2 separate regions of the Homo sapiens genome follow, and region 2 is linked to region 1. Evidence: read pairs that join two places in POLR2A ChIA-PET (ENCODE). Cell type or tissue: K562. All regions are shown on one strand. Links, peaks and the distances in the headings refer to the core of each region. The heading gives the core; the rest is flanking DNA.

What was found. ChIA-PET counts read pairs that join two places held together with the same protein. Peaks named below come from ENCODE experiments on the same cell type or tissue, not always from the same donor. Only the 100,000 strongest peaks of a DNase experiment are listed, where the experiment ranks them.
Region 2: POLR2A ChIA-PET joins it to region 1 with 7 read pairs; 2 of 35 experiments call an interaction of 5 or more read pairs at or near these places.

Annotation. Positions count from the first base shown.
Region 1 is chr1:153,442,566-153,458,911 of GRCh38, forward strand. It overlaps S100A7 (S100 calcium binding protein A7), which reads right to left. Exons shown (of 3, transcript NM_002963.4): 2 at 16,308-16,346; 3 at 15,179-15,405. The coding sequence ends at 15,241. It also overlaps the pseudogene S100A7P2. Among named protein-coding and RNA genes, the nearest start is that of S100A7, 9.9 kb to the right of the region's middle. In K562, for the core only: no CTCF peak of the experiment used is centred there; a DNase peak (open chromatin) is centred at 10,026.
Region 2 is chr1:154,014,434-154,030,779 of GRCh38, forward strand. NUP210L (nucleoporin 210 like) reads right to left here. Exons shown (of 40, transcript NM_207308.3): 28 at 15,463-15,621; 29 at 13,073-13,164; 30 at 11,109-11,283; 31 at 8,689-8,864; 32 at 7,693-7,910; 33 at 4,500-4,636. Among named protein-coding and RNA genes, the nearest start is that of RPS27, 32 kb to the left of the region's middle. In K562, for the core only: no CTCF peak of the experiment used is centred there; no DNase peak of the experiment used is centred there.

The sequences.
Region 1 (16,346 bases), core at 5,574-13,573:
ACCTGAGAAAAACAAGAAATGGGGAAAGGATTCCCTATTTAATAAATGGTGCTGGGAAAACTGGCTAGCCATATGTAGAAAGCTGAAACTGGATCCCTTCCTTACACCTTATACAAAAATCAATTCAAGATGGATTAAAGATTTAAAAGTTAGACCTAAAACCATAAAAACCCTAGAAGAAAACCTAGGCATTACCATTCAGGACATAGGCATGGGCAAGGACTTCATGTCCAAAACACCAAAAGCAATGGCAACAAAAGACAAAATTGACAAATGGGATCTAATTAAACTAAAGAGCTTCTGCACAGCAAAAGAAACTACCATCAGACTGAACAGGCAACCTACAAAATGGGAGAAAATTTTCGCAACCTACTCATCTGACAAAGGGCTAATATCCAGAATCTACAATGAACTCAAACAAATTTACAAGAAAAAAACAAACAACCCCATCAAAAAGTGGGCGAAGGACATGAACAGACACTTCTCAAAAGAAGACATTTATGCAGCCAAAAAACACATGAAAAAATGCTCATCATCACTGGCCATCAGAGAAATGCAAATCAAAACCACTATGAGATACCATCTCACACCAGTTAGAATGGCAATCATTAAAAAGTCAGGAAACAACAGGTGCTGGAGAGGATGTGGAGAAATAGGAACACTTTTACACTGTTGGTGGGACTGTAAACTAGTCCATGCAAGGATTCTTATGGTCCCCCAGCCTGATGGCTCCTACCTCAGCTTTGGTGTGGAGCATCATTCTCCTGTCCCAGAACTGAGCAGGAGGCCAGGCACTAAGAGGTGCTCAGGCCATGAGAGAAGAGAACGAAGCCAAGGGAGAGGAACCCAATCGTGAGGGAGGGCCTGACCTGCCCTCCACCCCATCAGGACACAGCTCCAGGGGGACTGCCCCATAGTATGGAGGGGTGGTTCTCTCTTAACCTCTCACTTTCTAGGAGGACAAACAGCACAGGTGACCCTCAAATCCGGGGCACGTGTCTGACACCCTCTGGGTGGCCCCACCTCGGTATAAAGAACCATCCTATGGTAGAAGAGTCCTAGATCACTTCTCCCATGGCCTGTGGAGACACTTGAGTGGGTCAAGTACAGCAGGAAGCTGCTGGGTCTCTGGTCCTCACTTCTCTTCAGTAATAAGCACTTTCCTGGAGATGGGAGAAGAAAGCACCTGCAGGTTACCCTCCCTCTCCAGGGGAAGGAGGATGGTGCAGCGGCTCATCCTCTATTCAAGCCCAGGTTGGCTGCATGTGGGCTGGAGAGTAGTGGTGGATCCCAAGTGTCAACAGGGTGCCTGGGTCATAGAAGCTCAGGACCTCAAGGAAGCCTCGATAGGAGGGAACACAGATGGGCTAACTCCACGCAGAGCGAATTGGCAAGGAACAAACCAAGAACTGGCTCTTCTCTTAAAGCTCACCTAACACCTAAAAGGAGAGAGATTCCTGCAGTGAGCAGTGCTCTGACGTCCCAGAGCCCTGTGGCTCTGTCTATGGTTCCCCCCAGAGACATTGCCACCCATATGTCCCCAGTCTACAGACTCAGAGAGTCTTCAAAATTCAGAGCTAAATGTGATGGGAGATCATCCAATCCTGACCCTCATTGTACACGTGGAGATGCTGAGGCCCAGAGAGGGGTGTGTCTCGTCCAAGGTGACACAGCTTAGGGTGGCACAGCTTGGTCTAGACCTGATTCCCAGCCCGTGACTGTTCCTCCTGCATGAGTGGGCAGCACAGCAGGCTGGAGAGTGAGCACTACCCAGGAGGAAGTGAAGGCATGGACCCCAAATCGCTAGCCTGACTCAGAGCCGTGGAGGAGGCAGAGGAAGACCTGTGTAAAGAGTAGATCTGGGCAAAGGAACAGGACCTCCAGTGAGTCTCAGACCTGGCTAGGAGCCTCAGGCTGTGAAGCCTGGCCGTGGTCCACCACCCTCCCAGAGCATGGTGGCCCTGCCCAGCAATTCCCACCAGATGCCCAGGTCCTGAAGGATCTGCCCCACCCAGACAACTCATCTGAACCTTCTGTCCCATCGCCAGCCACATGAGGCTGTGCAGTAAAAGTGATAGGACCAGGGGTTAAAATTTCCCTTACAATTTCCACGACTTCCCCTCCCTCTCCTCAAACATTTATTCCCTCCTCTGGATTTCATCTGGACTGAAGGATTATCAGATTCCTTCTGCTCCATCTCAGGGCTGCCTCTCACCTTCCCTGAAGCCCCGGCCCTCACTCCATTCCCTTCCTATCCTGTCTCCTCTCATCCCTGTTCCCCATAGTCTCAGACGTTAGAAAGCAAGCCAGGTGACCAGCATCCTTTCCTGCAGCTTACTGGACACGGGAGCTGAGGAGCTGCTGAAGGGCTTGCTCAACCTATGTCACAAATACACCCGAGATTAAGATGCCATGGGCAGATCTGGCTGTCCAACATCATGCATTTCCCCCACCTTCCTATCGGCCTGTGTGAGCAGGGACCCAGCGGCTGGGTGGGAGTGGGGCAGGAGTGCACGGCACCCATGGCCCTGACTGGCCTGAGAACCAGCTCATGGAGAGGCACCGATGTGGCAGGCTGGCGAGCATCTCACACCTCCCCCCAGCCACCTGCACCTCTACTCCTGAATGGAAGGTGTGTAGTAGACAGAGTCCAGGATGGGGTGAGAAGACCCAATTTCCTGCACAGCCCCTGCTGTTTACTTATTTCTCTGTTACAAATATGTAAACACCAACTCAAGGAGCCTTAGTTACCTTAGATGTAAAAATGAGGACAATGTCACTTATTTCCTGGGATTGTTATGAACATTTAAATGAGGTAAAACACATGCGATGCTTTGTAAGATGGGAAGAGGGATAGTGGTGTTAACGATTGTTATTAGACAGTCAGCAGGCTAGGTGACTTGTGGGTCGGGAGAAGGTCTCCTGGCTTAAAGTATCTCTCTTCTGTCTGTAAAAAAATTTCCCCCTTTAGATTCAACTCTTTGGGTTCATCTCCTCCTTCTGGAAGCTTCTTTTCATGTACCCCTGGGAGCAGTAGTGACACCACAGAATCATAATGCCAAGTGAAATGAGGCAGCCCTAAAACCCTGGAGAGTTTTTGATTCCCACTCACTATAACATCTAACTTCACCATTAAACCATTAGCACCCACTGACCTCACTGGCACAAGTAATGCAACAGATTGAATCACAGAGAGTGAGCTCTGACAAGGAGGGGATTCAGAATTGGTGTATTTTGATGGAATGATGAGGAGAGGAGTGGAGGTAGTTTTTTTGTTTGTTTGTTTGTTTGTTTTTTTGCTTGCTTGCTTGCTTGCTTGCTTTTTTTAGATGGAGTCTCGCTCTGTCTCCCAGGCTGGAGTGCAAGGGTGCAATCTCAGCTCACTGCAACCTCTGCCTCCCAGGCTCAAGCAATTCTCCTGCCTCAGCCTCCCAAGTAGCTGGAATTAGAGGCACGTGCCACCACACCTGGCTAATTTTTGTATTTTTAGTAGTGATGGGGTTTCACCATGTTGGCCAGGCTGGTCTTGAACTCCTGATCTCAGGTGATCCACCCGCCTCGGCTTCCCAAAGTGCTGGGATTATAGGTGTGAGCCACCACACCCAGCCAAGTGGAGGTAGTTTTGAGACTGGGGTTCAAAGGGTACTGGCCCATGTAGAATGAATATTGGGCATTTCAAGGGGCACAGGCAGACCCAGCCTCAGAATTTTTAGATCTCCTATGCATGCTCTCATTTGAGCCAAGAGTCACCAGTTAAAATGCCAGGGTCAGGGCTCCCCATCCCATCCATTACGGCTGTCCCAACCCCACCCTCCTGCAACCCCCACCTTACCCCCTACATATTTCCCCTTAGCCTCTGCCATCCCCTTCTCATCTTCCTAGTCCAGCCCCAGGTTGTAACCTTCCTTTTGTTTGATATCTTCTACTCAGAGGAAAAAAAAAAAAGAGCCCGATTTCTTAGAAAAGTTGTTTAAGAAGGACAGGAATCATGATGAGGAGATCAGTTTTTTTGAGTTTCTCTCCAGTGTTGCTGCAGTTGCTAAGGAGTTACTCTATTAGTTCCATGGCCAGAAGCCTTGTTCTGAGGGTTACAGATGACCAAGCTCAAGCCCAGCCCAGCCCAGCCCATGGGCTCTCCACCCAGACCCCAACATAGCAGACACCAAGAGCCAGTAAACTGGTCCCTTTCTCTGGTTGCTGTGTTATTTTCCTCTTTCTCTTTGGTCATGCATATTGGCACTACAGTAGATTCTTGATTAGCTACTTTATCTTTTTTTTTCTTTTTTTTTTTTTAGACAGTCTTACTATGTCACCCAGGCTGGAGTGCAGTGGCGGGATCTCAGCTCACTGTAACCTCTCCTTCCCGGGTTCAAGCAATTCTCCCGCCTCAGCCTCCTGAGTAGCTGAAATTACTTGTAAGGTATAGTGCCCGCCACCATACCCGGCTAATTTTTGTATTTTTAGTAGAGGCAAGATTTCACTATGTTGGCCAGGCTGGTCTCGAACTTCTGACCTCAAGTGATCCACCCACCTCAGCCTCCCAAAGTGCTGGGATTACAGGGGTGAACCATACGTATTTTTTTATGTGGGTTTTCCCTTCTTTTATAGGTTTGGACACACACGCACAAACGCACACACATAAGCACTCAATTTTTGTGGTTACCTTTGAAATTTTAACTTGCTTGCAACATAAACTAGACTAGAGTTAATCAATATCTCTTCTCTCCACCTGAACAATCTAAATAATTCACTTTAAATTTAGAGACTTCCCTTCTGGCTTATATGCTATTTTTTTTTTCAGTTTTAACTCTCCTTAAAAATTACATCCATGTGGTGTCAATTAACAGATTCCTCAGCCTCTCTCTTCCCTTTGTAACTCAGTAGATCTAGAGCCTTAAGCATATTCAGGGTTCAGGTTTTTTAAAGCAGATTACTTCAAATGTGGGGTTGTCTACTATCAAGAGTACATGTCTGAATGTCTTTTTCTTATGTATCAGCTATGAATGATCATTGTCCCTCCTTTAGGAATGATTATTATTTGAGACAGTGTCTTGCTCTGTTCCTCAGGCTGGAGTGATGTGGCAGGATCATGGCTCACTGCAGCCTTGACCTTCCTAGCTCAAGTAATCCTTCTGACTCACCCTCTTAAGTAGCTGGGATTGCTGGTGTGTGTTAGCATGCCTTGCTAATTTTTTATTTTTTGTAGAGATGGGCATCTCACTATGTTGCCCTGGTTAGTCTGGAAGTCCTGGGTTCAAGGGATCCTTCCACCTTGGCATCCCAAAGTGCTGGGATTAGACATGTGAGCCACTGTTCAGGGCCAGGAATTATTATTTTTGATTTACACAAATATTTAACTATGATTACTCACTTGTTTGCTATTTCCATTATTTATCATTCTTTGTGCATTAGGGTAGTTTTCCCTTTACTTGCAGTACTGTACTTGCTTTTGAGGTTTCTTTAGTAAGAGTGTGGTGGGGGTTAAGTCGTCTTAGTTTTGTATATCTGAAAATGTCTTTATTTCATCCTTTTAAATTTTTTTAAATTATGAAGTAATTTTTCAGACACATTAAGAATAGAGAAAATAGTGTGATAACTCCATATGTATTCATTGCCCACTTTGATGATGGTCAATACATGACCATCTTGTTCCACTTATAGTACCATCCACTCCTATCCTTCGTTTTTGTTGGGCAAATTCCAAACTTCATATAATTTCATCTCTAACCATTTCAATTTGTATTTCTAAAAGATAAGGACAACCTAAGAAGCCCATAATCACAATGTTACTATCATATCTAAAAATAATTAATAATATTTCTTTAATATAATCAAATATCCTGTCAATATTCACATTTTTCCAGTTGTGATGGATTTTTTTTAAGTTTACTTAACCAGAGATTAAATAAGTTACATACAGTATATCTGATTGATACGGCTCTAAAACCTTTTCGTTGTTGTTTTCTTTCTTTTTTCTTTTTTTTTTTTTTTTTTTTGGCTTTTTGTTTTTTGTTTTTTCTGGGGTTTTTTGTTTGTTTGTTTTTGTTGTTTTTCTTGTTTTTGTCGTTGTTGTCGTTGCAAGACAGAGTTTTGCTTTGTTGCCCAGGCTGGAATGCAGTGGTGCAATCTTCGTTCACTGCAACCTCCACCTCCCAGGTTCAAGTGATTCTCTTGCCTCAGCTTCTTGAGTAGCTGAGATTACAGGCATGTACCACCACACCCGGCTAATTTTTGTATCTTTAGTAGAAATGGTTTTTCATCATATTGCCCAGGCTGGTCTCAAACTCCTGGCCTCAAGTGATCTGCCCGCCCCGGTCTCCAAAAGTGTTGGGATTACAGGCATGAGCCACAGCACCCGGCCAAGGCTTTTTAAATGTGCAGCTTCACTCTCAATTTCTTCTTTTTCTCCTTTCATTTTGTTGTTGTTGTTGTAGAAAGTGGGTTATTTTTCCTGCAGAATTTCCTACAGACTGGAGTTCCTGATTGCATCCATGTGGTGTCAATTAACAGATTACTCAGCCTCTCTCTTCCCTTTGTAACTCGGTAGATCTAGAGCCTTAAGTATATTCAGGGTTCAGGTTTTTTAAAGCAGATTGCTTCAAATGTGGGGTTGTCTACTATCAAGAGTACATGTCTGGGTGTCTTTTTCTTATGTATCAGCTATGAATGATCATTGCCAACACTGGGTAAATCCAACTCTGCCTACACTTCTGCAGATAAACCAGTCTGGATAAAAAATGTGCTTACCTTGTTGACTGGTCACACTTCAAATTCATGACCACTAATCCAACTGCACTTTCAATACAAATAAGAGAGTATTTGCATATTTCAATGACCCCATCTACCTTCTTATCAGAATCAGTGGCCATACACTCTGCCTTCCCCCAACTACCATGAATTTTTTATGTTCCCAGCAGAGGTCCATCCGTCCTCTTACACTACATCCCATTCCCCTTGCTTTTTTCACTCACTACAGAAATTCTCCTCTTTTTCTTATGCACCATCATTTTTTCTGTTTTCTGGTCTTTTCATTCTGTACAAGTATACTGTTATTTGTCTGACCTTAAAGAATTATTTTGACTTCATTCTCCTCTGCGATCTTCTCAATTCTCTGCTTCCATTTACAGCAAATTTTTTTAAGAAAAGAATTTTTATGGATATAAAATATTTGTACGTACTTATGGGGTACATGTGTGACATTTCTATCACCTCAAGTATTTATCATTTTTATGTGGTGGGAATATTTGAAGTCCTCTCTTCTAGCTATTTTGAAATATACAATACACTGTTGTTAACTATAGTTGCCCTACTCTGCTATCAAACATTAGATCTTATTTCTTCTATACAGCTGTATGTTTCTACCCACTTAGATAAAAGAGAAGCAACAAATGGTGAGTCGATCACTCTAATTTTCTCCTTTTGAGGCATGCGTGTTTTCACAAGTTGTACAGGACAAGAGGTACAGCCCATCAGAATATTTTCGTTCAAAACCTAAATAGCTAATCAGAGCCTTTAGGAGATAAAAATCAGAGCTCAGAGTATTTCCAAGGTAGAGGTACTATCTAAACATTCCAGGATTTCAGTTAGAACCCCTAAAGTGCTACTCCTAGGAATAAGTATATGGGTCCCTTCACCCCACCCACCCACTTTCCCAGCCTCTAGTAACCGTCATTATACTCTCTACCTCCATGAGATCAAATTTCTTAGCTCCCACAGATGAGAGAGAACATGTGATATTTATCTTTCTGTGCCTGGCTTATCATCTCTGGGTTTGTTATATCTTCTATTTTTCTCTTTTTACCAGTTTCTTTCTTTTTTTTTTTTTTTTTTTTGGTGCAGTGGTGAGATCTTGGCTCACTGCAACTTCTGCCTCCCAGGTTCAAGCGATTCTCCCACCTCAACCTCCCAAGTAGCTGGGATTACAGGCACATGCCACCACGCCCGGCTAATATTTGTATTTTTTTTTTTTTTTTTTTTTTTTTTTTTTGGTAGAGACAGGGTTTCACCATGTTGGCCAGGCTGGTCTTGAACTCCTAGCCTCAAGTGATCCACCTGCCTGGGCCTCCCAAATTGCTGGGATTACAGGAGGGAGCCACTGCACCCAGCTGATTTTCTATTTTTATCTTCTCTCATGGTGTACTTGAATATTTTGAATGTTAAACATTGAAAATGAAAATTTTTCATTTCAGGATATGGATGATTTTCTCTCCCTCCAGAGAATTTTCTTTAGCTTCTGGAAAGCAATTAGAGTAGCAGATTATTTAAATCCAATCTGGGATAGAGTTAATTCAAAACTGAATTTTAGGATTTATATTTCTGACCCATATACTTATTCCTAGGAGTAGCGCTTTAGGGGTTCTAACTGAAATCCTGAAATGTTTAGAAGGTACCTCTACCTTGGAAATACTCTGAGCTCTGATTTTTATCTCCTAAAGGCTCTGATTAGCTATTTAGGTTTTGAACAAAAATATTCTGATGGGCTGTACCTCTTATCCTGTACAACTTGTGAAAAGACGCATGCCGCAAGAGGAGAAAATTGGAGTGATCGACTCACCATTTGTTGCTTCTCTTTTATCTAAATTCTTGGCTTTTCAAGTTCTGGCTGTGTTGGAAGTCCTCAACACTAATTTTAATCTCACCAGCCCTGAATGACTATTAAAGTCACAAACAATCTTCTTTGTCTCTTAGAAGTTACTTTCTGTTTGGTTTTTAACTTCTTTGTTCAAACTACTTGACAACTGATAAATTTCTCAGGAAGAGAAGCAGCTTTAATGTTCAGTGCATTGATCGAGTCTTCTTTCTCTTGGATAACCAGAGCCTTCAAGTCCTGGTCACTTTGGTAGCTTTCTGTTGCTTCGAAGCAGATAATTTTCTGATTTTTATTCATATTTTTATATGTTTTATTGGGATAATTAGTCTGCAACAAAAATATTCCAAAGCCAGAAACAGACATATTGGCAGTAATGTTGAGCTATAGGACCTCTTGTTACTGTTGGTAAGAAAACAATAGTCAAGCCAAGAACACATAGAATCTGTGTCCCAGGTAGCCTATTTTTTGGAATATATATATACTCCAAAAAATATTCGCACAGATACATAAGGAAATATATATAATGATGTTCCTTATAGTATTGTTTGTGATGGTAAGGAGTGGGAGGCAATATGAGGGTCGGGAAGGTGTCCGTGGTGGAGTGGATAGGCAAAATACCGTGGCTGCACATTATAGAGTAAATGCAGCTCAGATGTTATAATTCTAACTGTGCATAGAGCAATGTGGATATGAGTTGGAGTTCCACTGTAAATTTCTTTAAAGTTACATTGTTGGATTGCATGAAATAAAGGCTCTCATGCTCTTCTATGTAATTCCCAAAGAAGCCGGTTGGTTCACATAAACTGCTTTAATTTAGTTTGAAACAGGGTAAAGAATAATAAAAGATTTAAAAAATACTTAAATAGAAAAATGAACCTAAGAAACCACTCTACTAGAAATTGAGTTTTAATATAAAATTGAAAATAATGGTAAATAAATGATGCTCCTAGTGAAAAGCAGTAATTATTTAATCCAGTAATATTGAGGCCAAAGAAAAGAGAGCACTGAAGCTTATCTGGTGCTGGTCAGAACTCTTGTAAAATACAAGTTACAAAAACAATAAAATATTACCTCACACTTAGTTAAATATATAGACATATGTATTCTCTATGATGCATCAACCCCTTTTCTGGGCATGAATACCAAAGAAACTACCTCACAGATCCATAAGGGGACATATACGAGTCTGCTGTCATGGTGTGGTTATAGTGACAATGTGGAAACAATCTGGTTGTTTATCAAACACATGGTCTTCTATGATTTTCTGCTCCTTTTCACATTGTTCCCTTTGCCCTCTTTTCTTCCTGGAAAGTTAAGATCACTCTTCAGGAGCCTACTGAAAAACCACCTGCGTGCGGGGGAATATAAGAGATTCCTGTAGAGAAGGTTGAATAAATGTCAGTCAGAAGAAAGCAACGAGAGGCAGGAGTGACGGCACAGTGAACTCAGCACCACGGACAGCTCACAACACTCTGGGTATATTTATGCGATATACACAAGTTACTGGACCAGCCTGCCCAACATGGTGAAACTCTGTCTCTACTAAAAATACAAAAAAATTAGCCGGGCGTGGTGGCAGACGCCTGTAGTCCCAGCTACTCGGGAGGCTGAGGCAGGAGAATGGCGTGAACCTGGGAGGCGGAGGTTGCAGTGAGCCAAGATCGCGCCACTGCACTCCAGCCTGGGCGACAGAGCAAGAGTCCGTCTCCAAAAATAAATAAATAAATAAATAACAAAAAAATTCAAAAAGTAGTCGGATGTGGTGGCGCACATCTGTAATCCCAACTACTCGGGAGGCTGAGGCAAGAGAATTGCTTGAACCCGGGAGGCAGAAGTTGCTGTGAGCCAAAATTGCTCCACTGCACTACAACCTGGGCGACAGAGTCAGACTTCGTCTGAAAAAAAAAAAAAAATTATTGGAATGTTTTAATATCAGAATTTCTTGGGACCATTTGGAATTCCAGAATCTCTTTCACATCAGCTGTCATGTGAGTGTGGGCATACAGCTGTCAATTATTCTTTCTCTTTAGTACCAATATAACGTACAGTAGCTACTAATCACCCTAAATCAAGTAAATTCTTGCTCTGGTATGTGTTAGAACAAAGGTTGAATTTTTCTTTTTTTTATGCTTTAAGTTTTAGGGTACATGTTCACAACGTGCAGGTTTGTTACATATCTATACATGTCCCATGTTGGTGTGCTGCACCCATTAACTCGTCATTTAACATTAGGTATATCACCTAATACTATCCCTCCCCCCTCCCCCCACCCCACAACAGGCCCCAGTGTGTGATGTTCCCCTTCCTGTGTCCATGTGTTCTCATTGTTCAATTCCCTCCTATGAGTGAGAACACGCGGTGTTTGGTTTTTTGTCCTTGCGATAGTTTGCTGAAAATGATGGTTTCCAGCTTCATCCATGTCCCTACAAAGGACATGAACTCATCCTTTTTTATGTCTGCATAGTATTACATGGTGTATATGTGCCACATTTTCTCAATCCAGTCTATCATTGTTGGACATTTGGATTGGTTCCAAGTCTTTGCTATTGTGAATAGTGCTGCAATAAACGTACGTGTGCATGTGTCTTTATAGCAGCATGTTTTATAATCCTTTGGGTATATACCCAGTAATGCGATGGCTGGGACAAATGGTATTTCTAGTTCTAGATCCCTGAGGAATCGCCACACTGACTTCCACAATGGTTGAACTAGTTTACAGTCCCACCAACAGTGTAAAAGTGTTCCTATTTCTCCACATCCTCTCCAGCATCTGTTGTTTCCTGACTTTTTAATGATCACCATTCTAACTGGTGTGAGATGGTATCTCATTGTAGTTTTGATTTGCATTTCTCTGATGGCCAGTGATGATGAGCATTTTTTCATGTGTCTGTTGGCTGCATAAATGTCGTCTTTTGAGAAGTGTCTGTTCATATCCTTTGCCCACTTTTTGATGGGGTTGTTTGTTTTTTTCTTGTAAATTTGTTTGAGTTCATTGTAGATTCTTGATATTAGCCCTTTGTCAGATGAGTAGATTGCAAAAATTTTCTCCCATTCTGTAGGCTGCCTGTTCAGTCTGATGGTAGTTTCTTTTGTTGTGCAGAAGCTCTTTAGTTTAATTAGATCCCATTTGTCAATTTTGGCTTTTGTTGCCTTTGCTTTTGCTGTTTTAGACATGAAGTCCTTGCCCATGCCTATGTCCTGAATGGTATTGCCTAGGTTTTCTTCTAGGGTTTTTATGGTTTTAGGTCTAACATTTAAGTCTTTAATCCATCTTGAATTAATTTTTGTATAAGGTGTAAGGAAGGGATCCAGCTTCAGCTTTCTACATATGGCTAGCCAGTTTTCCCAGCACCACTTATTAAATAGTGAATCCTTTCCCCATTTCTTGTTTTTGTCAGGTTTGTCAAAGATCAGATAGTTGTAGATATGCGGCATTATTTCTGAGGGCTCTGTTCTGTTCCATTGGTCTATATCTGTGTTTTGGTACCAGTACCATGCTGTTTTGGTCACTGCAGCCTTGTAGTATAGTTTTAAGTCAGGTAGCGTGATGCCTCCAACTTTGTTCTTTTGGCTTAGGAACAAAGGTTGAATTCTGATCAATATGACACTAATACCTGTGCCCTTAGGCCTTGCTCTAAAATGTCCTCCTTCCAATGCAGAATGACACATTGCCCCCACCCTATTCCTTGACATTCTTTTGAAAAAATATTGGATGAAATCAAACCAATTTTCTATCTGGTGCCTGTTTGGAGCTCTGGGCTGTGGTTGCGGAGATGGTCTGGCCCCCTCTCCTCTTTATATCCATCTGCTTCTGTTCTATAAGCCACCTTGGTGAGTTTGGAATAACACAGTTCTCTTGACAACCTGCCATAGCAAATCAGCAATATCTCAGGATTTGGGATCTTAACTAGGAACTGCATGCCACACATGTGTCCCTACCCTGTGATCACCTCTCTGGGATGACATGGGTGTGTAAACAGAATATCCAAATAGATGTGATGAGTCCTGCATTGACATAAGCATGGAGAGTGTGAAATAGTCTCAGGAACATTAGACAAGGCTCCCTTGAGAAAGAAGGTGATTTCTAATCCTAGACAAGAAGATGAAGAAGTATTTGTCCACACACTCCATCCTAATTTTTATGTGCCATTGCCATTGGATGGAATATTATCAGGTGAAATAAGAACTGGAAAAATAAAGGGAGGGCAGGCCCACATTAGGAGTGGCCAGTTGCCTTCTGGACTGTAGCGATGGATTGAAGGTCCAGCAACCCCACCCCAGGGAGACCCTCTCTTCTTTTGGGAGATCAGGACTTGAGTCAAGCTCTTCAGTCATTTGCATTATTCTTTTTGGCCTAGTTCCAGATTCTGGTTTCCAGAATCTCTCCTAAGCTTCACAACCTGCCTCCCAAACTGAAGTTTTTAGATTTTCCACTGCTGTTTACATGAGGTGGTATTGACCAGAATTTGCACAAGTGCATTTTATAATAAAAAATTATATAGAGTACTTATTATAAGCTGGGATCCAGTACTGCTATATGCTGGGTAACCAGGAGATCTGAGTTAACAGTGTTTTCCTTCCATGATTCCAAGTCTGCATGGAAAGACATCAAAGAAATTTGAGGTAATGTAGCCACTACAGTAGGAGTGGGCTCAGGGTGAGGGAAGTGCAAATGAGGCAGAGATCATTTCTTTGGGGTGAAGGGATAGTGGTTCACCATCTAAATGTCTAAGAGAAGTTGACATTAAAGCTCTGTCTTGAAATGTAAGTTAATGAGACAGATGACTTATTAAATGACATCCAGCAGAGGCAGCATTTGAAAGACTGGTATTGAGGCACGAAATACTGAGATATATTGATGGGGGGAGGTGTTGCGCATTCTTGGAATAACAGCAGCTGGGTGAACAGGAGGGATTCAGAGAGTGCTGGGGAGAGAGGAAGTCAGGTACCCACCCTTGGGACCCTGGCATGATGGTTCTGAGCAGTGACCTGCAGTCCTGGTGAAGGAGAGAGGAGGACAACGGGGGAAGATGGTCCTGGTTTGGAGATCTTCAGGGAAGGTGTGGCCCAAGGAAAGTGGGCAACAGAGCTAAGAGAGGAAAGAGAGCAATTCTGGGGTGGATGATGGGGACAGGCTACATAGAGAAGGCAGCAGGGGTCTGGTAAGAAAAAATGAAAGCCCAGGGACTGCAGTCCTCTGTGAGTTCCAAGAACAGGTGGAATGAGAATGAGAAAGGGAGAGAAGAAAACTAATGGTCAGACATTGGGATTTGGAGGTGAAAACTGCAGATCAGTCCTGAAGGCTGACAAGGTGCAGAATATGTTCAGGAAGGAAGATTCCTGATGAGGAGAGGAGATGCTGGTCTGTGAATAGAGGTGTGAGTGTGGAGTGGAACAGTCATTCACAAGAACAAATAACTCATCCTACACACTTCTGCTGGGGGAATGGAATGAGAATTTTTGAGATGGTTGCCTGATTCCTCTAAGAAGAATGTTTGCCTGATTGAGACGTTAGCTGGAGATTGACCAGGGTGGTAAGAATGATAGGGACAGATGATGTGAGCCTCTAGGGAGAATACTAAGAGCAGTTGCACAGAACATGGCCTGGAAGTGACACCAGGTGAACACTGACCCTGTGTTGTGGCCTGCATGGAGAGACCCACCAGTGCTCTGCTAGGACAGCACTGTGCCCTGCTTGTTTCTGCATCCTCAGCCCATAGCACACTGCCTGGCCTGGAGTAGACTACCAATAACAAACTACTCCATTACCTGCGAGATAGAGGTGCTGCAATTTCTCATCACAGTCAGCATGAGCTCTCTGTGTCAGTCCTTAGGACATTTCCGTGGTGCTGCCTTATTCCGGCTAGACTCCTTATTTGGACTCCTGGACTACTTTGAGCTCCTCAAAATCTGGAATATTCATTTATCACCAGAAACCCAGTCCTGGCATTTAGCAAACCATCGAGGACAGCTCAGCTTCAAGATGACTCCCTCTCACTTCCACAGGGTCACCCACTTAGGCACATGCACACAAGTGCACAGCACAGAGAGAGGACACAGCCCCTGGAGCCCAGGCCACAGGACAAGGGAGCTCATCCTCAGGGAACTACTGAGCATCCCATTCATAGCCACAAGGGCCCTGAGCCTGATGCCATCCAGGAATCCCTATGTGAGTGGTTTCTGTTTCCCCAAGCCCTGGAGAACAGCTGGGGCAGGAGCGGGAGGGCAGGAGCACACTGAGAGATGCCAGCCCCTTCTCAGTGCGGTATCTGAATGTGTCTGAATGACCCTGGTCCATGCCTTGACAAGGAGGAACATTGCTGTGATCTGGCAGGAGCTTTCCACTGACTTCCACCTGGAACCTGCCATGGTGGCTGCATTTAGGGAGCGGGGCAGAAGCAGACACCAGGACCTGTGTGAGAGGCAGCTCAGCTCTGCTGGAGGCCATAGGGGGAACGTTGCTGGAGGGACATTACTCCTGGGTGACCCACTGGATGGGGGTGGGGGAAATTCTCCAACAAAGTTAACCTGGAATTGGTAGTTTTGACAACGTAGGTCACCAAAGAGAAGAAGAAAATAAGGCAAGTGTCTGGTGGGAGAAGACATTTTATTGTTCCTGGGGTCTCTGGAGGCCCATTGGTGGGGCTGGGTCACTGGCTGCCCCCGGAACAGGGCGCTGCTCCATGGCTCTGCTTGTGGTAGTCTGTGGCTATGTCTCCCAGCAAGGACAGAAACTCAGAAAAATCAATCTTCTTATCCTCATTCTTGTCCTTTTTCTCAAAGACATCGGCGAGGTAATTTGTGCCCTTTTTGTCCTGTGAAGAGAAAAACATACAAAATAGAAAAATTCAATCACAAACAAGTTTTGGGCTGGGAGGGAGAGGAGGAGGCAGAGATACAGACAAGTACCTAGATCTGCACAGGCATGGTGGCGGGGCTGAGAGCACAGGGTGAGTGGGTGAAGTTGGGGTGAGGACGTGAGTGTTATCCCTGGAGTTCTCTAGGGAGTCTTTTTGTCTCACACCTCAGGATGGGAGGCAGGTCCTGTCCCAAGGTGCTCTGTTAAGTGACCTTGGGGAGAGCAGTCCCCTGCCCCAGCCTCACTCTTTCCCGTCCCAGCCTCTAAGGGCACTGCCTACCTTAGTTCTACCCCAGGGCCTCAAAATTGGCCCTCATGCTTTTGTTCTCTTCTTTCTCTGGCCTCCTCTCCTTTCTTCTCCTTTTCCACCAAACTCATCTTCTGGGTATCCTACTCTTGGTCATCTAGACCCTTTGGTACCTAGTAGCCCACAGTTTTTTTTCAGATTTGCTAATGAGTCTTGTTTATTGCAAAGAGGGCTATTGATTTCTACTAACAATGGAACTTCTAGTGCTTTCCCAGTAATCTCAGGGATGTTGATGTGGGGCCTTTGGGAAACAGGACCTGAGCATGTGAGTTTCAGTCTCACAGAGAGAGGGTCAGTGAGTGCTGGGAGGGGACTGTGCACTGCCCTCAAGCTGCACACTTTGCTGACCATCTAATAACCTCCTTTATATCTGTATAACTCTTTCCCATTTTCATACTTTTTTGCCTACCATCCTTAGATTCACATATGATCCAAGTAATAAAGCCCTATTTGCAAATGGGAAATTTTTTAATCAGAGGGTGAGGGTGATCTGTCCAAGGCCACATAGCAAAATGTATCCTCCAACATTGAGAAGCTAGACACCGACTCACACAGGCACTAAGGAAGTTGGGGAAGTTCTCCTTCATCAT
Region 2 (16,346 bases), core at 4,374-12,373, 570 kb after region 1:
TACTCTTTTCATGCTACCTCTGTCCTTGAACCTCTTATCTGCTTATAATACAAGTTCTTTTTGGATGTTATCCAAATTTTCCCTCTCTACCCTTATTAATTTTGTATTGAAGTTGCCCTGATTTATTCATTAGTCTTCAAGCACAACATGTACTTTTATTTGCCTATTGTAATTATTTGTGCCATGTATGTAATTGTTTATGTCACCACTAGACTATGAGCTCCTCAAAAGAAGGCACCAGATACCATGTGCACACATATTGAGTAACTTACTCATCTATAAAGTTGGGGCCGGGTGCAGTGACTCACATCTGTAATCCCAGCGCTTTGGGAGGCTGAGGCAGGCAGATCATTTCAGGCCAGGAGTTTGACACCAGCCTGGCCAACATGGCAAAACCCTGCCTCTACTAAAAATACAAAAATTAGCTGGGTGTGGTGGCACACACCTGTAGTCCTAGCTACTTGGGAGGCTGAGGCACGAGAATTGCTTGAACCTGGAAGGTGGAGGTTGCAGTTACCAGAGATTGTGCCACTGCACTCCAGCCTGGGCAACAGAGTGAGATTCTGTTATAAAAATAAATAAATAAAATAAAACAAAGTTGGGAAAATACTTTTTTTTCTTCAACTTTTATTTTAAGTTCCAGGGTACATGTGCAGGATGTGCAGGTTTGTTACATAGGTTAATGTGTGCCATGGTGGTTTGCTGCATAGATCAACCTATCACCCAGGTATTAAGCCCAGCATCCATTAGTTATTCTTCCTGATGCTCTCCCTCCCTCCATGCCCCACATATTTATTTTGCAGAGTTAAAAGTGATACAATTAAAAGTGATAGGTGTACTGGATGTTAAAAAAAAAAAAAAAAAAGACTGGGCTAGATGTGGTGGCAAACACCTGTAATCCCAGCACTTCGGGAGGCTGAGGCAGGTAGAACACTTGAGCCCAGGAGTTCGAGATCAGCCTGGGCAACAGGGTGAAACCCCATCTATCCAAAAACACAAAAAATTGGCTGGGCACAGTGGCTCATGCCTGTAATCTCAGCACTTTGGGAGGCTGAGGTGGGCAGCTCACTTGAGGTCAGGAGTTCGAGACAAGCCTGGCCAACATGGTGAAACCCTGTCACTACTAAAATACAAAAATTAGCTGGGTGTGGTGGCAGGTGCCTGTAATCCCAGCTACATGGGAGGCTGAGGTAGGAAAATTGCTTGAATCCAGGAGGCAAAAGTTGCAGTGAGCTGAGATTCCGCCACTACATTCCAGCTTGGGCAACAGAGTGAGACTCTGTCTCAAAACACACACACACACACACACACACACACCCCACAGAATTAGCCGAGTGTGGTGGTGTGCACCTGTGGTCCCAGCTACTCAGGAGACTGAGGTGGGAGGATCACTTGAGCCTAGGAGGTGGATCTGAGTGATCTGAGATCACACCACTGCACTCCAGCCTGGGTGACACAGCAAGACCCTGTCTCAATAAATAAATAAATAAATAAATAAATAAATAAATAAATAAATAAATAAAAATAAAAAAAATAGATGGCTAGGTGCAGTGGCTCATGCCTATAATCCTAGCACTTTGGGAGGCTGAGGCAGAAAGATGACCTGAATCTAGGAGTTTGAGACCAGCCTGGACAACATAGCGAGACCCTGTGTCTGCAAAAAAATAAAAATAATTAGCCAGGTATGCTGGCACACACTTGTGGTCCTGCTACTTTGGAGGCTGAGGCAGGAGGATGGCTTGAAACCAGGAGTTTGAGGCTGCAGTGAGCCATGATTGCATCATTGTATTCCAGCCTGGGCAACAGTGAGACACTGTCTCTTAAAAGAAAAAAAAAAGATGAGAAGTGCCAAGCCCATAGTAGATACACAAAAAGTTGTAGCTACCATGTTTGAGGAATGAAAAAAGAGGATCAAAGAAGTGCTTTGGGCAAAGAGGAAGGAGACATTACATATATTTAAGAAGGGAATAGAAAATATTTCATTAAAAAAATCCCTTTATTGTTTACCTATCTCACCTACTCAAGAATATTACTCCCTCCAGCAATCCTCTGACTTACATCAAATTTTCTGTTTCCACTGAATCATTCCCAATCCACTATTTCTCTCATAAAAAAAAAAATCCACAAAACAAACTCTTAACCCCAACTCCTTAAAAGAGCTTTCTATATTCACTGTCTCCAAGTCCTTTTCTCCAATTCTCCAATCAAACATTCATTCAGGTCACTCTGTCTGGGCACAGTGGCTCACGCCTGTAATCCCAGCACTTTGGGAGGCCGAGGCAGGCCTATCACTTGGGCTCAGGAGTTCGAGACCAGCATGGGCAACATGGTGAAATGCCATCTCTATCAAAAATACAAAACAAAACAAAACAAAACAAAAAAATTAGCTGGGCATGGCGGCATGCACCTGTAGTCCCAGCTACTAGGGAGGCTGCAGTGGGAGGATAGCTTGAGCCCAGGAAGCAGAGGTTGCAGTGAGCTGAGATCACACCACTGCATTTCAGCCTGGGCAACAGGGCGATACTCCATCTCAAAAAAAAACAAAAAAACACGCACAAAAAAGCCTGGGCGCAGTGGCAGCTCATGCCTATAATCCCAGCAATCTGGGAGGCGGAGGCGAGCAGATCACATGAGGCCAGTAGTTCGAGACCAGCCTGGCCAACATGGTGAAACCCTGTCTCTACTAAAAATACAAAAATTAGCTGGGGGTAGTGGCACGTGCCTGTAATCCCAGCTACTCAGGAGGCTGAGGCATGAGAATTGCTTGAACTCAGGAGGCAGATGTTGCAGTGAGCCAAGATTAAACCATTGCTCTCCAGCCTGGGCAATAGAGCAAGATTCTGTCTCCAACAAAAAAAAAAAAAGGGGGGGGCTCAGGTCACTTTGCTGAAGCTACTCAACAAAGTCACTAGCACCAGTCTCCATACTGCAAAAACCATCAGTCATTTCTCAATTTTCAGCTTAACCCATTAATAGTAATGATGGTTGATCACTCCCTCTTTCCTTGAAATACTTTCTTCATTTGCCTTCCAGGATACACATATCTCTAGATTTTCCTCCCATTTCACTGGTTGTTTCTTTCTTTCTTTTTTTTTTTTTTTTTGAGAGAGTCTTACTCTGTTGCCCCGGCTGGAGTGCAGTGGTGTGATCTTGGCTCACTGCAACCTCTGCCTCCTGGGTTCAAGCGATTCTCCTACCTCAGCCTCCTGAGTAGCTGGGATTACAGGTGTGTGCCACCACGCCCAGCTAATTTTTGTATTTTTAGTAGAGACGGGGTTTCACCATGTTGGTCAGGCTGGGTCTCGAACTTCTGACCTTGTGATCCACCTGCCTTGGCCTCCCAAGGTGCTGGGATTAGAGGCGTGAGCCACGGCACTAAGCCTGGTTGTTTCTTATAAGTCTTTCTTATTGGTTCTTCTCTCAGAGCTCCCTTTTTCCCTTTTGTTTCTTTCTTTTTCCATTTGCCACTAATCAAAAGGCAATCAGAACTCTTAAGATTGAAGTGCTCCCAGAACTTAGTACTTAGGTCTTTTTTCTCTTTTTTTTTCTTTTTTTTGAGAGCGACTCTCACTCTGTTGCCCAGGCTGGAGTACAGTGGCTTGATGTCAGTTCACTGCAACCTCCACCTCCCAGGTTCAAGAGATTCTCGTGCTTCAGCCTCCTGAGTAGCTGGGACTACAGATGTGAGCCACCAGGCCCGGCTAATTTTTGTATTTTTAGTAGTGATGGGGTTTCACCATGTTGGCCAGGCTGTTCTCGAACTCCTGACCTCAGGTGATCCTCCCACTTTGGCTTCCCAAAGTGCTGGAATTACAGATGTGAGCCACCGCGCCTGGCCTTTTTTCTATTTTACATTCATTCTTTGGTGATCTAATGGCCTTAAATATCTCTATTCCAATGACTCCCAGACTTTTATATCCAGCAACCTCAACATATCCAGTTGACATTTAATAGACATACCCAATTTTACATATCCAAAGATGACTGCTTTTCCCTCCAAGACTGTTCCACCTACAGTCTTCCCCATTTCAGTTGACGGTAATGCTGTCCTTTCAGCTGTTCAACCAAAAACCTGAATCATTCTGGATTTTCTTATGTTCTAGATATAATCTGTGAGGAAACTCTATTGGCTCTACCTATAAAATATACCTAGAATCTGATCAACTTCTTATCACCTCCTCTGTCACCACCCTGATCTGCCAACATATGTCACCTGGATTACCGCAGTAGACTCCCAAATGGTCTTTCAACTTCTACCCTGGTGTCTAGTGTCTAGTGCCAACCAGTACCCACTGTGATCTCTTAAAACACAGGTAGTCATTCTGCTGGTTAAGAATCCTGAACACTGTTTAGCTTTGTGTTCCAGTAAAGTTTGCTGGCTGGCTTTATATCTGTTTTATGAGTGTATTTCCTTTCCTAAGATGTATTTTCTCTATGCATATCCTCATATGTGGCAATAGTCACCCTAGTCTCTTAAACTCTGATACAGTTATGTTTACCTCTCGATATGTTTTCACTACTCCTGGGATGTCATGAAAAATCATTGCAGTCCCCGGACTCCTGGCCACTCCTACTCCAGTGACAATGTCTGTCTGTAGAATATTGTTGGCAGAAATCATCCATATCCCAGGTTCACCTAGGAAAAGACAAGAGAAAACACTTGGCTGAAGCCTTTGATATAAATCACTCTGGACTTATTCATACTCCAAATCAGTAAATTTTTCAAGCATGCAGATATCTCTTCCCAGGAGAAACAGCCAGCTTTGAAGATAACTGTTTTCTCAGTGTCAGGTTCCTCTTCGTATATCATGCCAGCAAAATAAAGAATCATAAGAAGAGCTACGTAGTTGGAGAATGTAACTGTTCTCCTTGGGAAAAAGAGAAGCTCTTTTTACATACAGGGATAACTTTCTGAATAAATTTTGTTTAGAAGCTACTAAGGACAAATTTGCTTTGAGCTACTGATTGATGACAGCAAGAAGACTGCAAAAAAGTGACCATGGCAAGAGAAAGGATTTGTTTATTTTGGCTTAAGTCTAAAGATGGCCGAGGAATGCCAAATACTGGGTTAGAGTTTGTACTTAGCCTGCAGGATTACTGATCCTGGCATATGGCTCTTTCCTTCATCACATGATGAAGCCTCCCAAAATTCCAGATTGGAAGACTATGGGACAATCCTGTCAAAAATATAGCTAAAAAGAATAAAAAATAGGCCGGGCACGGTGGCTCATGTCTGTAATCCCAGCACTTTGAGAGGCCGAGGCTGGAGGATCACCTGAGGTCAGGAGTTCGAGACCAGCCTGACCAACATGGTGAAACCCCATCCTACTAAAAATACAAAAATTAGCCAGGCGTGGTGGCGCATGCCTCTAGTTCCAGCTACTTGAGAGGCTGAGGCAGTAGAACCACTTGAACCCAGAAGGTGGAGGTTGAAGTGAGCCGAGATCACACCATTGCACTCCAGCCTGGGTGATAAGAGTGAAACTCTGTCTCAAAAAAACAAACAAACAAACAAAAAAAGAGAGGGTAAAAAATACTCTGCTTCATTGACAAGGGATTTATAATCAGGGGATTGTAACTCTCATTGCCAACCTTAAAGTAGGTTTAGCTCATTGGTCCTGGATTGCATGTTGGTAGTGGTTGTTTGCAAATCAGCTGTTATAGCATTGGGGGATTCAGCTGTATAGAGCCCCTTTGTATCAAGGTCCAAAATACGTATTAATGTTAAAGTCAGGTCCAACATTTACATCACTTTACCTAAACATATGTATCCATAGTTACCAGAAGAGGCTGCAAAGCCAAAACCATACATTACTACAAGCAGTTCTTACTTGGATGTACACATCCAGGCAGTGTACACCACTTTGGGATATGATATTTGGAAACCCAAAGAATTCACACTCATTTCCTAACCAAAGAATGATTTCCTTTTCTTTTTTTTGAGACACAGCCTGTCATCCAGGCTGGAGTGCAGTAGTGCGATCATAGCTTACTGCAGCCTTGATCTCCTGGGCTCATGCAATCTTCCCACCTCAGCCTCCCAATAGTTGGGACCAGAGGCATATGCCACTACACCGGGATAATTTAATTATTACTATTATTATTATTTTTGAGACAGAGTCTCGCTCCATCACCCAGGCTGGAGTGCAGTGGTGTGATCTTGGCTCACTGCAACCTGTGCCTCCTGGGTTCAAGCAATTCTCCTGCCTTGGCCTCCCAAGTAGCTGGGACTACAGGCACATGCCACCATGCCCAGCTAATTTTTGTATTTTTAGTAGAGACGGGGTTTCACCATGCTGGCCAGGATGGTCTTGAACTCCTGACCTTGTGATCCGCCTGCTTCAGCCTCCCAAAGTGCTGGGGTTACAGGCGTGAGTCACTACACCCGGCCTTAATTTTTGTATTTTTAATAGAAACAGGATTTCACCATGTTGGCCAGGCTGGTCTTGAACTCCTGACTTCAGGTGGTCTGCCTGCCTCGGCCTCCCAAATGTTTTCTATGATTTTATTTTATTTATTTATTTTTTGAGATGGAGTCTCACTCTGTTGCCAGGCTGGAGTGCAGTGGCACGATCTCGGCTCACTGCAACCTCCAACTCCCAGGTTCAAGCGATTCTCCTGCCTCAGCCTCCCGAGTATCTGGGACTACAGGCGTGTGCCACCATGCACAGCTAATTTTTGTATTTTTAGTAGAGATGGGGTTTCACCATGTTGGCCAGGATGGTCTCGATCTCTTGACCTCGTGATCCCGCCACCTCAGCCTCCCAAAGTGCTGGGATTACAGGCATGGGCCACCGCACCTGGCTTATGATTTTATTTTTAACTCAGTACTTAGGACAGAAATGCTTTGTTTTCAAGAGTATAGTTGGCCAGGGGCCAACCCCTTGTATAAAAAATATAAAAATTAGCCAGGCGTGGTGTTGTGTGCCTGTAGTCCCAGCTACTTGGGAGGCTAAGGCAGGAGACTCGCTTGAACCCAGGAGTCAGAGGTTGCAGTGAGCAGAGATCATGTCACTGCCCACTGCCCTCCAGCCTGAATGACAGAGTGAGACTCTGTCTCTAAAAAAAAAAACAAAACAAAGTATAGTTTATCCGGGTAAAAGAAAAAACCTTATTACAATGATGATATGTTAGGACTTAGGCCTTCAAATGTGCCTCACAAAATAGCATACACATAACTAGTTCTTAGAACTAAAGCCTTATTGCCCTTTCCTTCCTGTTATCCTTTACTGTCCTTCAATATAGTAATTACCCTCCTTCAAAAGCTGGGAATGGAGGAGAAGACACAGTACCCTGCACTATCTACATAATATAAAATAGAGCTATGTATCCAATAGACTCTTGATCAATATTACTGGCTGGCTTCTAATTGGCTGGCTATTGAGTGAAACAGGCATTAAGCTAAAAATTATCAGTAACATTACAAATAATAAAATACTCAAAATTATTTTCTTTCTCAGAGAGTCCCTCAGATTTTAGATAATTTGGAAAAAAATATTCTAGGGGATTAATTGCTTTCTTGAACTTCTGGCCTTAAGTGACCTCTCCAGCTTGGCCTCCCAAAGGGCTGAGATTATGGGTATAAACCACTATACCAGTCCAAGGGATTAATAACTGCTTTTTTTTTTAATAACTGCTTTTTAATCCCCACAACTATCAATTGTAAGTTTGAGAAAGGGAATGTATACATACCATGCTGGCTGACAAGGTGAGTACTGAAGCAGATGATATCTCCAACAAAGGTAAGCTTGGTGTCTGGCTCAATGGCATGCTCTACAGCAACAGGAATATAATCTGCCATGCCTGGATGTCTCCGGTCCCAAAGCCCCACAAGTGTCAGCCCTCTGTTCACAGCCTGGGCCATGTAAGTATAGTTCTTATTCCCTGGTCCAATATGCAGCAAGTCATCTCTGCAAGTAGACATTAAAGGTAGAAATCTTTAAAAAGAGACAATAGTTAGAAAATAGTTCTGGAGAACACCCTACCACATTTTATATTCAACAGCTCAGAAGTTCAGAAGGAATTCCACAATAAAGAGTAAGTAAGTATGGGCCAAGGATCAGTCTATTACCTTCATACGTATAGTTCCCAGGAAGGCTTTTTTTTTTTTCCAGTAAAGCCTTTTGATAATAATACTCCAGTTAGCTCCCTATGGATCTTTTAGTGAATTAGAACTTGACAGATTTAAGATATCCTGCATTTTTTCTTAAGTGACAACTAATACCATTGCCTAAGTCTGGTCTTTTTTTTTTTTTTTTTTTTTTAAGACAGTCTTAATTGGTCACCCAGGCTGGGGTGCAGTGGCGCAATCTCTGCTCACTGCAACCTCTGCCTCCTGGGCTCAAGTGATCCTCCCACCTCAGCCTCCCTAGTAGCTGGGACTACAGGCACACGCTACCACACCCAGCTAATTTTTGTATTTTTGTAGAGATGGGGTTTCACCATGTTGTCCAGGCTGGTCTCGAACTCCTGGGCCCAAGTGATCCTCCCTCCTCAGCCTCCCAAAGTGCTGAGGTTACAGGTGTGAGCCACCCACCTGGCCTCACTTAAAAAAATTTTTTTTAACAAAAGAAAGATCAACTTCCAAATTCAGAATGTGAGAGGAATTTACTGGAGCTGCTATATAATACTAGCCTAATATGCAAGATTTCTACCATAGTGTCAATACCATTCCTTTGACTTCCATACCTGTTCAGAGCCAGATAAAGCTGGGTATTGTGTGTGTGGAATTTCTCTCCGATACTATTATAAAACTGAACAGTGAAGGTAAGAGACATGCCCAAGGGAAATGCTGACAGGGTCCTTCCTTGGGCTGTGTATAGCTTGGGTTGGCTGCTCACTCGCAGGTATGTCACCGGTGCTACCTGTGGGAGACAAAACCTACTGGTACAGAGAAAGATGCACTGGAGAAGTGCTGCAACCATATTCTGAGACTTATAATCAATGATAAAGAGTGATGTTTCTTTTCCATAGGAAATAGCTTTTGATGTGAGATGACTTAAGTCAGAGTGAAAAGAAATATGACAGCATAGCAGCATAGGAAATTCTTTTCTTTTTTTTTTGAGACAGAATCTCACTCTGTCACCCAGGCTGGAGTGCAGCGGCATGATTTTGACTCACTGCAACCTCTGCCTCCTGCATTCAAGCAATTCTCCTACCTCAGCCTCCCAGGTAGCTGTGATTACAGGCATCTGCCACCACGCCTGGTTAATTTTTCTATTCTTAGTAGAGATGGGGTTTCACCATGTTGGCCAGGCTGGTCTCAAACTCCTGACCTCAAGTGATCTGCCCGCCTTGGCCTCCCAAAGTGTTGGAATTATAGGCGTGAGCCACTGTGCCCGGCTTGAAATGGGTTTTTAATTTTTTTTTTTTTGAGACGGAATTTTGCTGTCTCGCCCAGGCTGGAGTGCAGTGGTGCAATCTCAACTTACTGCAACCTCCGCCTCCTGGGTTCAAGCAATTCTCTGCCTCAGCCTCCTGAGTAGCTGAGATTACAGGCGCCCGCCACAATGCCCGGCTAATTTTTTTGTATTTTTAGTAGAGATGGGGGTTTCACCATCTTGGCCAGGTTGGTCTTGAACTCCTGACCTCGTGATCCACCCGGCTCGGCCTCCCAAAGTGCTGGGATTGGCGTGAGCCACTGTGCCCAGCCAGGTTTTTAATTTTTAAAGCTGTGGGAATGTGAAGAGAAGCTGGAGCTTTATGAGGAAAGGACTATAATTCATCCATTTCATGCAGAGTGCTCAATATTTATGGTTAAATAATCAATTACTTATCAGGAACACAATCTATATTGTGTTTTCACACTGTAAGAGAGCTGTGATACAGTAAGTGAAGCCCGCGTTTGAATCATAGCTTTATCATTTCATAGCCTCATGTAACTTTTCTGGGTCTCAGGTTTCTTATCAGTTAACAGTTAGATGGGGATAATAATGCCTACCTCATAGGGCTTTTGTGGTAGTTAAAAGAGATAATATACATACAATGACGAACATAGTATATAGTAGATGTTTAATGTCTAAAATTTTTTTTCGTGTTAAGACTAACTTATCTCTGAGGTCTTTTCTCAATTTTTTAATTCTTGTAGCAAAGCTTAATTTTTTAAAAAGAAACAGATTGTTGCTTTGTTTTCCAGGCTGCAGTGCAGCAGTTCAATTGCAGCACAAAGCAGCCTCGAACTCCTAGGTTCGTGTGATCCTCCACCTCAGCCTCCCAAGCAGCTAGGACTGCAGACATGTGCCACCAAGCCCGGCTATTTTTTTTTTTTTTTCATTTTTTGTAGAGATAGGGGTCTCATTATGTTGCTCAGGCTGGTCTTAAACTCTTGGCCTCAAGTGATTCTCCTGCCTCAGCCTTCCAAAGTGCTGGGCTTACAGGCGTGAGTCACCCAGCCCAGCCAATTTTGATAGCAATCATTCTACACTCCTCCGATACCAGTCCTTTTGCCAAAGCTGCTAGGAAGACAATCATATAAATTTAGGCTGATCTGTTTTTTTTTTTTTTTTTTTTTTTTTGAGATGGAGTCTTGCTGTCGCCCAGGTTGGAGTGCAGTGGCGTGATCTTGGCTCACTGCAGGCTCCGCCCCCCGGGGTTCACGGCATTCTCCTGCCTCAGCCTCCTGAGTAGCTGGGACTACAGGCGCCCGCCACCTCGCCCAGCTAATTTTTTGTATTTTTAGTAGAGAAGGGGTTTCACCGTGTTAGCCAGGATGGTCTCGATCTCCTGACCTCGTGATCCGCCTGCCTCAGCCTCCCAAAGTGCTGGGATTACAGGCGTGAGCCACCGTGCCCGGCCAGGCTGATCTGTTTTATAACAAGGGCTCTAAAGTTCATTTTAATTTTATGGCTTATAACCATGTCAAGACTGGCCTCTTATAGGTTCATTTCTGACTCCCAGAGAGTTTCTTCTTCTTCTTCTTCTCCTTTTTTTTTTTTTTTTTCTGGTTCATGTTCTCTCATGATACAGAAGTTTCTAATTCTTTTCTTTTTCTTTTTTTCTTTAATGGCATGATAAGAAAATTTCTAGTTTTTTAAAAAAGAAACTCTGCTTTTTAAGGCCAGGGTATGACTTTTATTTATTTGTTTTTTTTAGTAAGTCCATGAACTCACCTGGACCCCAGTTATGGTTGTTTGGTTGACTCCAAAAGGTTCTATAGAAGTGACTTCCAATACAGCAGTACCTGCAATGGAACCAGCTTTCAGGAGCCCTTCACCATCCTCCTCAATGACGGATGAATTAGGGAAACACTTGAGAACACGAGAACTCACGAAGGCAGCTCCTTCCCTAGGGAACAAGGAAAGGAAGTGGCATCTTTTTGGGGTCCTGTCTGACCAGAGAGAAAAGAGTAAAAATTTCCAGGATTACTGTTAGGGGATGTACTCGAGAAAACTGCTTGCCATTCTCCACGTGTGTAATTATTTGTTCCTCAGGTAAAAGTCTGCCTTTGGATTATGCTTATTTCTTTAAAATCAAATCTTATTACATATTTATAATTAAAGAATTATTTAGGCCGGGTGTGGTGGCTCATGTCTGTAATCCCAGCACTGTGGGAGGCCAAGGCGGGAGGATCACCTGAGGTCAGGAGTTCAAGACCAGCTTGGCCAACATGGTGAAACCCCGTCTTTACTAAAAATACAAAAAAAAAAAAAATTTTTAGCTGGGCATGATGGCGGGTGCCTGTAATCCCAGCTTCTCGGGAGGCTGAGGCAGGAGAATGGCTTGAACCTGGGAGGCTGAGGTTGCAGTGAGCCGAGATGACACCATTTGCACTGCAGCCTGGGGGACAAGAGCAAAACTCCGTTTCAAAAAAATAATTATTCAGCCAAAACAATTGAAAGCAGGTATTCAGGTAAATACTTGCAAATGAATATTCATAGCAGCACTATTCACAATAGCCAAAAGGTGAAAACAACCCAAATTTCTTTTCTTTTTTGAGACGGAGTTTCGCTTTTGTTGCCCAGGCTGGAGTTCAATGGCGTGATCTTGGCTCACTGCAGCCTCCGCCTCCCGGGTTCAAGTGATTCCCCTGCCTCAGCCTCCTGAGTAGCTGGGATTACAGGCATGTGCAACCACCCCTGGCTAATTTAGTATTTTTAGTAGAGTTGGGGTTTCTCCATGTTGATCAGACTGGTCTCGAACTCCCAACCTCAGGTGATCCACCTGCATTGGCCTCCCAGAGGCCTGGGATTACAGGCATGAGCCACTGTGCCCAGCCCCAAATTTCTATTAGGAGATGAAATTATAAACTAAATGTGGTATTTCCATATAATGGAATACTATTCAGTCATAAAAAGGAAGAAGTACTGATACATGCTACAACATGGATGAACCTCAAAAACATTATGCTAACTTAAAGAAGCCAACACAAGGCTGGGCGTGGTGGCTCACACCTATAATCCCAGCACTTTGGGAGGCCGAGCCGGGAGGATCGCCTGAGGTCAGGAGTTCAAGACCAGCCTGGCCAACATGGTGAAACCCCATCTCTACTAAAAATACAAAAATTAGCCAGGTGTGGTGGCAGGCACCTGTAATCCCAGCTACTCAGGAGGCTGAGGCAGGAGAATTGCCTGAACCTGGGAGGTGGAGGTTGCAGTGAGCTGAGATTGTGCCACTGTGCGCTGGCCTGGGCAACAGAGCGAGACTGTCTCAAAAAAAAAAAAAAAACAAAAAAAAAAAAACAAAAAACACAAAACGTTGCATACTGTATGATTCCATTTATATGAAATACATTCAGGATAGCTAATACCGTACACAGAAAGCAGATTAGTGATTGCCAGGGGCTGCGAGGAGGAAAGAAAGAAGAGTGACTGCTTCACAGGTATGGGATCTCCTTTGGTGGTGATAAAAATATTTGGAACTAGATAGAGATGCTGAATACACAATATTGTGAATGTACTAAATGCCACTGAATTTTACACTTTACAATAGTTTTACATTATGGGAATTTCACCTCACACAAAAAATTATTTGGGAAAAATCTCCTAGAAGGCAAAAGTGTTCTTTCTATGTCAATGTTTTACTGAAAATACTTAAGCTTAGATCCTGGCACTTCCTTATTCTCCCTTTTCCTTACCTGTTGGTATGGAGTTTGAGCTGAGAATTTATAGGCATCAGAATCTGCTCTGGTTGGCACTCTGGATAGAAGAGTTGGAGTTTTTCAAACACCTATAATGAGAAAATGTTTTCCTCATTTTTGGCAAAGACAAATTATGACTTTTACTTACATATAGACTTCAGTATAATCCCGAAGAGATTACATGCAAATAAATGACAACTACGAATCAACAGTCTGCCTAACTTCTAATTAGTCTAAAATCGTCCACAATACTCCTCTCCAAAATGAACCAGGCACTCAAAACGTAACTAGATATTCTAGAAGATATAACCTAATGTTAGCCCTGTTTCTGACTCTGAGGGACTCAGCATGTAGCAAAGTTTACACTTACCACATCTTCCATATTGCTTAGATATTAGGTATAAAAATACTTTGAAATTTCTAATTTTGGCTCTGGTAAAATGACATGAAGTTTGGGGAAAAGAACTTATAATATTAAATTAGCATGAAATAACATCCAGGTCTTCCACCTTCTAGTAAAGTGCTCCTTCCTCTACTTCACATGGAATCAGAGAACCAAAGCCAAAATAAAGGAAAAAATAAAACAGGAAAAGAAAAAAAAAGTCTCAAAATCAGAGGCAGTGAAACTTACTCGACCCATATAAGTGATAATTTGTTTTTTGAATTCTAAAAACAACAGAGCCATTTAGCTTTTAGCCCAAGAATATCTGTAGAAACTATTCATACTCTTACACCTTATCAAAAGTTAGAATTATGTTTTATCCTAACTGTGAATATATTTAAATGGACTTATATCGGCTGGACGCGGTGGCTCATACCTGTAATCCCAGCACTTTGGGAGACCAAGACGGGCAGATTACCTGAGGTTAGGAGTTTGAGACCAGCCTGGTCAACATAACGAAACTCCATCTCTACTAAAAATACAAAAAGTAGCCAGGCATGGTGGCGCATGCCTGTAATCTCAGGTACTCAGGAGGCTGAGGCAGGAGAATCACTTGTACTTGGGAGGTGGAGGTTGCAGTGAGGCGAGATCATGCTACTGCACTCCAGCCTAAGCAACAGAGTGAAACTCTGTCTCAAAATAAATAAATAATTAAATAAAAATTGTTAATGGACTTATAATATCTATGTCAGGTGGAGTGGATCAGAAATGAATCCCTCTCTAGTTACTATGGTGTTCATATCCTGTGTTCCTGATATGGGGAGTTGAAGGGAGTGTGTGTGCTACAGTTTCTTTTCTTTTTTTTTCCAGACTACTCACCTGCAAGTACTAATAGTTTCTAATGTTAATAGTATATAAAAGCAGCCGGGCGTGGTAGCTCACGTCTGTAATCCTAGCACTTTGGGAGGCCAAGGCGGGTGGATCACTTGAGGTTAGGAGTTTGAGACCAGCCTGGACAACGTGGCGAAACCCCGTCTCTACTAAAAATACAAAAATTAGCCGGGCATGGTGGTGCACGCCTGTAATCCCAGCTACTCGGGAGGCTGAGGCAGGGAGAATTACCTGAACGCTGCAGTGAGTGGAGATTGTGCCACTGCACTCCAGCCTGGGTGACAGAGTGAGACTCTGTCTCAAAAACAAAAAACAAGCCAGGCATGGTGGCTCACACCTGTAATCCCAGCACTTTGGGAGGCTGAGGCGGGCAGATCACGAGGTCAGGAGATCGAGACCATCCTGGCTAACACAGTGAAACCCTGTCTCTACTAAAAATACAAAAAATTAGCCGGGCATGGTGGCAGGCACCTGTAGTCCCAGCTACTTGGGAGAATGAGGCAGGAGAATGGTGTGAACCTGGGAGGAGGAGCTTGCAGTGAGCCAAGATCACACCACTGCACTCCAGCCTGGGCAACAGAGCAAGACTGTCTCAAAAAAAAAAAAAAAAAAAAAAAAAACCACAAAAAAACAAAAAACAGGCCAGGCACAGTGGCTCACGCCTGTAATCCCAGCACTTTGGGAGGCCGAGGCAGGAGGATCACTTGAGGTCAGGAGTTTCAGACCAGCCTGACCAACATGGAGAAACCCCGTCTCTACTAAAATTACAAAATTAGCTGGGCTTGGTGGCACATGCTACTCGGGAGGCTGAGGCAGGAGAATTACTTGAACGCAGGAGATGGAGGTTGTGGTGAGCCGAGATTGTGCCATTGCACTCCAGCCTTGGCAACAAGAGCGAAACTCCGTCTCAAAACAAAACAAAACAAAAACAAAAAACAAAACTATATACAAGCAATTAGCAGGAATTATAAAGATCTAGGAAGTACAAACCTGTTCCAGGAATCGCTCTAACAATTATCTGTCTCTATCCAGACTAAGCTCTTTGTTGATGGTAAGAGAATATAACTTTCTTATCCTTAATATACGAAAATAAGATTTAGATTTGGAAGCTTACCAGGATCTGTACTTCATCAGAGAGTTCCAACAAATTCCCCTCAAACTGCCCAGAGGAACTGTTCATGCAGTGAACAGTGACCTTGATACTGGTCCTGCCTGCTGCTTTTGTATGGACAACCATGGCAAAGTTATGCTCTACTGGGAGCTGTAGAAAAACCTAGACAGTGAAGGGATAGATTAAGAAATATTCATCAATAAACATGGTGTCCTTCCTTTTTTTTTCACTTTTTTAATATTAAATTTTTTTTTAAATTAAAAATAAAAAGTCAGGAAAGGGTGGGAGGGGGCGAGGGATAGAAGACTACAAATAGGGAGCAGTGTATACTGCTTGGGTGATGGGTGCACCAAAATCTCACAAATCACCACTAAAGGGCTTACTCATGTAACCAAATACCACCTGTACCCCAATAACTTATGAAAAAATTAAAATTAAAAATTCACTCAGCCTGGAGTGCAGTGGAACAATCTCAGCTCACTGCAGCCTCGACCTCCCGGGCTCCAGTGATCCTCCCACCTCACTCTCCCTAGTAGCTGGGACTACAGGGGCACACCACCACACTCAGCTAATTTTTGTCTTTTTTGTAGACATGGGGTTTCGCCATGTTGCTCAGGCTGGTCTTGAACTCGTGGCCTCAAGCGATCTGCCCACCTCAGCCTCTCAAAGTGCTGGGATTACAGTTAATTTTTTGTTTTTATTTTTAATCTTTGTGGCTACGTTGTAGGTATACATATTTATGGGGTACATGAGATACTTTGATACAGGCATAGAACCTGTAATAATCACATCAGGGTAAGTGGGGTATGCATCACCTCAAGCACACTTTAAGTTGAAACCTTTTTTGGTTTTTTTTTGAGACAGGGTCTTGTCCTGTTGCCAAGGCT